Linked DNA regions of Homo sapiens: region 1 is linked to region 2. A link is a contact called in ENCODE Hi-C data. All regions are on one chromosome and are shown on one strand. The core of a region is the stretch at or near the end of the contact, and the rest is flanking DNA. Distances in the headings are between cores, read along the strand shown.

Region 1 (3,500 bases), core at 668-3,167, 420 kb before region 2:
GCCTACTGCATCCAAACTCTTGGTACACAGCTAAGGAAAGGTGAATCTAGGATGCAGTCCACCAAAGACTATGGGATTTAGAGTTTAGAAAGTTCAGCTTGTATAGGCTGGGGCGGGGGTGGCTCACGCCTGTAATCCCAGCACTTTGGGAGGCTGAGGCGGGTGGATCACCTGAGGCCAGGAGTTCGAGACCAGCCTGACCAATATGGTGAAACCCTGTCTCTACTAAAAATACAAAAAAAAAAAAAAAAAAAAAAAATTAGCCAGGCATGGTGGTGTGTGCCTGTAGTCCCAGCTACTTAGGAGGCTGAGACAGGAGAACTGATTGAACCCGGGAGATGGAGGTTGCAGTGAGCCAAAGTCACGCCACTGCACTCCAGCCCGGGCAACAGAATGAAACTCGATCTCAAAAAAAAAAAAAAGAAAAAGAAAGTTCAGCTTGTATCAACCAAAAATATCACCAAGTTATTTCCAAGCCTTTCTAGTTTTCTGTTCCCTTCCATGACCCCAACCCTGTCTTTAAGTCTAGTGACTTTAAAAGCCAATATTTCTCCTTGAGTGATTTCCTCCACTCTTCCCCAAGAACACACATTTCTCTGCGGAAACTGAATTATTGCTTTTGTCCTTAGTTTCCTGGAAGAATCAAGATAATTTTCTGCATGGCCTTCATGTCAACTCTTTTGATTTCACTCCAGTATTTCTCTCTCATAGGCTCTCAATTCTTTCATGGAAACTTCCTGAGTTAAAGTCCGCTACGTCTTCCCCACTCTGAGATTACAGCATCAATTTCATCTCCTCTTGAGAATTCTCATTCCTCGCCCAACCAGCTGCCTTGGCCTACTTTAGACCACTTTGCTGTGAGAGGAAGTCACTCTCTCCCCTGGGGTTAAGCTCTCACTTTCTAGCCATAACCTCACATCTGTCACTCAAGTGCAACCCCTGCCCCACCCCCACTTTCCTCTGGTGGATGAGCATTGTGGTGGAGAGAGGGTGGAGGGATGGGAATAAGTGGGGGTGGAAGATGGGAGAGGTGGAGATTATTTGTTACTGAAACATTCATTTTAGGAAAAATCAGATCCTTGATTTCCTTCCTTTATGCTTAAAAAAAATGCAATTTGGTGTTGTCTTTAATTTGGGGTGAGGTTCCTTAATGGGTCCTGTCTTCATGGTCTCTGAAGGTCTTAATCAGACTGACTGCTGCAGCCCAGCGATCAAATCTTATGACTCCAGGATATTTCAGCGGGAGAACCTTGCACATTGCTTAATGAATGGGCTGTTTTAGTTTTACACTGTTCAAATATTTGCTGAAGGAAAGAGTGAATTATGCTCCATAGGCCTTAGCTTAGCTGGATGGTGGGATTCACAATTACAGTGTCACACCTCACGTAGACTCTACCTCAGAAAACATCTTACATTTAAAAATATTTTTGAGGTTAAAAAAGGCAAAATCTGCAAAACTTTTTTTTTTTTTTTTTTTTTTACCTCCACAAAGAAAACCTCAATGCCTCCTCCCCTCAGCCAAGTATAAAGAGTGTAATTTTCTCCTTGAGGAAAGTGACATAAGTCATCTGACAGGGCCTGCATGATCCGGGTCACTCACTGCAAGTGCTCCGGCAGCATCTTCCTAACACAGAAGCTTCCTGAGATTGCACATTGGCATCCGTTCGTGGTAAGGCTGGAGGATGGAGCTGTGCTATTTCTTACCTTAGGACTTATGAAGCAAGCATCTGTGGAAGCCGGGGTGACAGAGTCCAAGGTTTAGCTTGGGATCTGCTTCAAGGACAAAGACTTTTGTGTCATCTGAGCAAATATTAGGAACTGGTCACTGCTGTGTGCCACTCACAGCTCACATCTGGGTGTTAGGAAATCCAAACCTGCAGCCAAGGCTGTCATTCTGGCTGGGTATGAATGTATCAGCTACAAGAGGCTGCAGCCAAGTGCAGAAATCCAGCCAGCAGCTAACCCAACACAGAAGAGTCACTCTAAGTGCAATGGCCACCCTCTTCCTCTCCTGTTCTCCTGCTCCAGAGGGGAACTTTCTAGGGGTCATCCAGATGATCGTCTCTGGACAGCCTGAATTAGAACCACTGCAGAAACCAAGTGTGCACAGCTGAAACCACCCTCTGCCCCGGCCCTTTACCAAGCAGACTGGTCAGCCCAGCGAGGCCCCCAGCATATGGGGCTCAGTTCTTCAGGCTGCCTCCTTGGAAATGGCAGAGCAAAATCACTGCAGGCTGGGTGCATGCCCTCCCCACCCTGGGGCATGCCAATGGGGTCAGTGACAACTGTTTCCAATTAAGGGCTTTGCTGAGAAGAACAGACTGTGTTCTGGAAATAAAACCCCCTTTAAAAATGTCCACTTCATCCTGGACTCAAGATAGGAAATTTCAATGTTCCTAACCAGAAAACGTAAAGGCAAAGGAAAAGCTGGAGAGTCCCTTTTCTAAACCTTCTTTAGAGATATTTAAAGCAAAAATAATTCTCCATGCCTTCCCGAGGGAGCTCTTTAGGCCCAGGGTTGTTTACTCGACTTCTCTTGCTGATTTGGTGGCATGCGTGGGCTCATGCGCCCCTCTGCAGTAGGGTGTACATCCAGGAAATCGTGGAGTAGGGGTTTTGTCCAGGACACCACAAATGAGGCAATCCAAGTGACCATTTGTGGGACAGGTCATTACGAATGCCTTTCTTTTCTAGGGCAGGAAACTGAAGCTCTTGGGAAGGTGGAAGTTGCACGTGGTCTCACAGTCAACTGTGCCAGAATAGGAGGCCAGGAACCATCTCTGCTGGAGGAAGACCCACCACGCATCCCTTCAAGAATGCCAAGGTCCAGAGCAAGTGCTTCCCTTCTATGGGCACAGGAGGGCTGTGGGAGCCCACAGAATGTGCTTCTGGCCAGAGGTATGTGGCATTCTTTATAATAATGGACATTTGGGAGCATTTACTATGTGCTAGGCACTTCTCTTGACATACATTAACTTAATTAAGAAACCCTATAAAGTAAGTGCTATATTATTGCTATTTTACAGATGAGAAAACTGAGGCCCAGAAAGGCTAAGTAATTTGTCCAAGGTCACTCTTGTAGGAATTGGCAGAGCCATGATCTGAACTCAATCAAGTCTGATTCCAGAGCCAGTGCTGTTAGTTCCATGCTCTCCTGTCTCATGCCCCTCACTCTCTGGGTTTTAAGGACAGTTATTTACTTAGTCCATTGTATGACTGAGTATGTTCATGTACGTGATTCCATTTGATTTCTTTCTACAGCAGCCCTAGGACGTAGGTAGATTGAACAACATTGTCCCTATCAGGCGGTGAGGAAACTAAGACAGAGGTCAAGCATCTTTTTCAAGGTCACCTTATTAGTAATAAACTACTCAGGCTCCTGATTTTGAAGAAATCTTTGCTCCATTGACCCACGTGGAGTTAATCCTATGTGTAGGGTTAGAAACAAGGAGTAATGCTCAACACCCGATTTGCAATCTCAGTTGATTTAAGACCCAGGA
Region 2 (3,912 bases), core at 1,413-3,912:
TAAACCAATGCAACTGCTCAAAAACTAAAACTCCATCACTATCTAAGTTCCCCATCATGGTGTGTGAAATCATTTCCAGAAAACTCTTCAAAAGATACCGAATAAAAGGCATCACAGGCCGGGCACGGTGGCTCATGCCTGTAATCCCAGCACTTTGGGAGGCCCAGGCTGGTGGATCACCTGAGGTCAGGAGTTTGAGACCAGCCTGGCCAGCATGGTGAAACCCCATCTCTACTAGAAAAATACAAAAATTAGCCGGGTGTGGTGGTGCGCACCTGTAATCCCAGCTACTTGGGAGGCTGAGCCAGGAGAACCTGGCAGGCGGAGGTTGCAGTGAGCCGAGATCACGCCATTGCACTGCAGCCCAGGTGACAGAGTGAGACTCCATCTCAAAAAAAATAAATAAATAAAAATAAAAATAAAAAAAGCCATCACGAAAAGACATTTCTTTATCAGGTCAGCAAATTGATTGCTGGTTTCAATCTCTCAAGAAGTCAGATTCTTTTCAGACACTCCTTTGTGTTTCTTTACAATGTAATCAGTCATTCCAGGGTCAGCTATGAGGCACACTCCCCTGGCCTCCCTCATAAGCAATTTAATTGCAAAGGGTTAGCATACTATTTCTTCTCTGCTATTCTCAGAATTCTCAATTATGAAAACAAAAACAATAATTAAAAAGTTCTTCCAGCTGATTTTTTTTTTTTTTTTTTTTTTGAGACAGAGTCTCACTTAAACTCTGCTGCCCAGGCTGTAGTGCAGTGGTGCAATCTCTGCTCACTGCAACCTCTGCCTCCCACGTTCAACCAATTCTGCTGCCTTCCCCCCTGATCCCCGAGTAGCTGGGATTACAGGTGTGCACCACCACGTCCGGCTAACTTTTGTATTTTTAGTAGATGGGGTTTCGCCATGTTGGCCAGGCTGGTCTCGAACTCCTGACCTCAAGTGATCCGCCCGCTTAAGCCTCCCAAAGTGCTGGGATTACAGGCGTGAGCCACTGCGCCTAGCCCCACGTGCATTTTTTTTTTTAAGGGAGGCAGGAAAGAAGGCATTTGGGCCTCTTATCTGCAATTTTCTTCCGTGTAAACTTATGTGAAGGATCTGGAGTGGGACTTGGTGGCTTCAAGCCCTGGCTCCACTTCTTGATGGCTGCGCGACCTGGGTTAAGTCACGCAACCTCTCTGAACCCTAGTTTATTCATCTGTAAACAGGTCAATAATAGCACGAGATTCGCAGCGCGAGTGGAGCTCAAAGTGCAGGGTTGTCCCTGGTGAACCTATCACTTTTATATTTATCCTTTGATGAAGCCAGTACAATTCCTACCTGGTTAACCAGATACATCCCACCTCTTCCCTCGAGTTCGCCCTTCCCCCCGCCTCGTGAAGTCCTTGTTCTCTTAGCTGTCTTGAAAATCCTATGCATCAGCATGTAGGAAAGGGCGCGCCAGGCGGGGGAAGCCACCCCCGCCCAAGCGCCTCCGGCTTCCCTTATAAAGGGAGGGCCCCCTTCGCGACCGCAAGCGCGCCCAGGAAGACCACAGAGCCGCCGGTGCGCAGCGAGGTGGCGATACGCGCCCGGGCTCGGCCTGCGGGTGGTGGCCCAAGCGTCCGCCTCGCTGGCCTGGCAGGCGCGACTGTGCGTGCGCAGCCGAGGGTGGTGGCGGCCGGCACCCCACGCCAAGGGTGGTGGTGGCCGGCACCCCACCCTCGGCCGCCGCCTCCGCGTGTCAGGTGCCGTGAGAAGCGCGGGAGGAGCGGCCGCAGGCAGCGCCCAGGGATATGACTGGAGCCGACTTTCCAGAAGCGGCGCACGCAAAGCCCAGCTCCGCACGCAAAGGGGAGGCGACAGCAGAAACTTCAACCCGATAAAGTTCGCCGGAGCGCGGAGATTCGCCTCCTCCTGCCACTCTCCGCCCCGCTCGGGTCCCGCCCCGCTAGCTCCCCCAGGCCCCCCCAGTCGCCCCAGCTTGGCTCCCCGCCCTGCGCCAACGGCTTCCATCGCAGCCTGGGCGGCCCCGCGCCCACCAGCGGGCGGCGCCACCTGGAGTGGCCTCTACGCGGGAAATCTCAGGGCCAGCTGCGCCCCAGGAGCCTTTGTGTGCCCAAGCACTGTCGGGGCCCCGGGGCGGGGGAGCGGCTACTTTTAGGGATTCCTGATCTCGCCGCAAGAACTGGAAAAAATTTAGCATGCCAAAGAGCCTCCACTGAGGTGGCAATTTGTTTGCGAGAACCTAAGATAAAATTTAAACAACCAACCAGGGGCGCTGTGAGGCAAACCGCTGCCACTACACTGGCTTTCCGGGAAGCAAGCTCAAGTCGCGGAGAGGGAAGGGAGGTCGTGCGCTCGGGGCGGGGCGCGCTCCCAAGTCGAGCGCAGCGGCCGGGGCAGGTTGTACCGAGCGTGGTTCTGGGGACACCGTGCGGCCTCGATTGGAGGTGGCTGTGATGAAGCGCGGTTACCGCACAATGGAAACGTGGGCACCTCCGCTCCCATGAAAGCCTGCTGGTAGAGCTCCGAGGCCGGCCGGTGCGCCTGGACGGGAGTCCGGGTCAAAGCGGCCTGGTGTGCGGCGCGCCCCGCCCCCCGCAGGCCCCGCCCTGCCAGGTCGCGCTGCCCTCCTTCTACCCAGTCCTTAAAACCCGGAGGAGCGGGATGGCGCGCTTTGACTCTGGAGTGGGAGTGGGAGCGAGCGCTTCTGCGACTCCAGTTGTGAGAGCCGCAAGGGCATGGGAATTGACGCCACTCACCGACCCCCAGTCTCAATCTCAACGCTGTGAGGAAACCTCGACTTTGCCAGGTCCCCAAGGGCAGCGGGGCTCGGCGAGCGAGGCACCCTTCTCCGTCCCCATCCCAATCCAAGCGCTCCTGGCACTGACGACGCCAAGAGACTCGAGTGGGAGTTAAAGCTTCCAGTGAGGGCAGCAGGTGTCCAGGCCGGGCCTGCGGGTTCCTGTTGACGTCTTGCCCTAGGCAAAGGTCCCAGTTCCTTCTCGGAGCCGGCTGTCCCGCGCCACTGGAAACCGCACCTCCCCGCAGGTCAGTCTGTCTGCCGAGGCGCTGCCCGGCGACCTCTTCAGATGGATTATTACAGGTAGCGGGTGGCGTGGTAGGTACTTTAAAGGAAATCAAGCGCCACCGCCTCGATGCCCGCAGCGTTGTCCCCAGATTGCAGGAACCGTTACGCGCCTTGCGGGGAGGGGAAGGGTTTGGCGCTGGGTTACAGCGAGGTGGAAACACGCCCCTTCTCTTCTCCAAGGGAGAGTGGGTTGGGGATGGGAAGGGGCGTCTTCGGCCATTTCTCCAGAGAGTCAGCTCCGACCTCTCCACCCAACGGCACTCAGTCCCCAGAGGCTGGGGTAGGGGCGTGGGGCGCCCGCTCCTGTCTCTGCACCCCTGAGTGTCACGCCTTCTCCTCTCTGTCCCCAGCATGGGCACCAGCCTCAGCCCGAACGACCCTTGGCCGCTAAACCCGCTGTCCATCCAGCAGACCACGCTCCTGCTACTCCTGTCGGTGCTGGCCACTGTGCATGTGGGCCAGCGGCTGCTGAGGCAACGGAGGCGGCAGCTCCGGTCCGCGCCCCCGGGCCCGTTTGCGTGGCCACTGATCGGAAACGCGGCGGCGGTGGGCCAGGCGGCTCACCTCTCGTTCGCTCGCCTGGCGCGGCGCTACGGCGACGTTTTCCAGATCCGCCTGGGCAGCTGCCCCATAGTGGTGCTGAATGGCGAGCGCGCCATCCACCAGGCCCTGGTGCAGCAGGGCTCGGCCTTCGCCGACCGGCCGGCCTTCGCCTCCTTCCGTGTGGTGTCCGGCGGCCGCAGCATGGCTTTCGGCCACTACTCGGAGCACTGGAAGGTGCAGCGGCGCGCAGCCCACAGCATGATGCGCAACTTCTTCACGCGCCAGCCGCGCAGCCG

What was found. Hi-C counts contacts between places; a loop is a spot of excess contacts on that map. Pooled maps may share reads with other maps.
Region 1: a map with no recorded cell type shows a loop between it and region 2 (7-fold over the local background). The contact joins the enhancer-like site here to the promoter of CYP1B1 in region 2. A Hi-C loop is called at or near these places in 1 of 168 maps with a recorded cell type or tissue (mammary epithelial cell), 10 of 37 single-sample maps with no recorded cell type and 9 of 50 pooled maps.

Annotation. Positions count from the first base shown.
Region 1 is chr2:38,495,673-38,499,172 of GRCh38, reverse strand. LINC02613 (long intergenic non-protein coding RNA 2613) reads left to right here. Exons shown (of 5, transcript NR_110259.1): 2 at 2,695-2,898. Among named protein-coding and RNA genes, the nearest start is that of LINC02613, 18 kb to the left of the region's middle. Within about 2 kb of position 1,917, at least 5 of the 41 ENCODE cell types and tissues checked have a DNase peak (open chromatin) inside an H3K27ac peak, as active enhancers do.
Region 2 is chr2:38,074,901-38,078,812 of GRCh38, reverse strand. CYP1B1 (cytochrome P450 family 1 subfamily B member 1) reads left to right here and starts at 2,662. Exons shown (of 3, transcript NM_000104.4): 1 at 2,662-3,033; 2 at 3,424-3,912. The coding sequence starts at 3,425. RefSeq lists silencers at 1,547-1,666, 2,577-2,666, cis regulatory regions at 1,710-1,739, 2,660-2,667, an enhancer at 1,641-1,839 and a promoter at 1,306-2,681.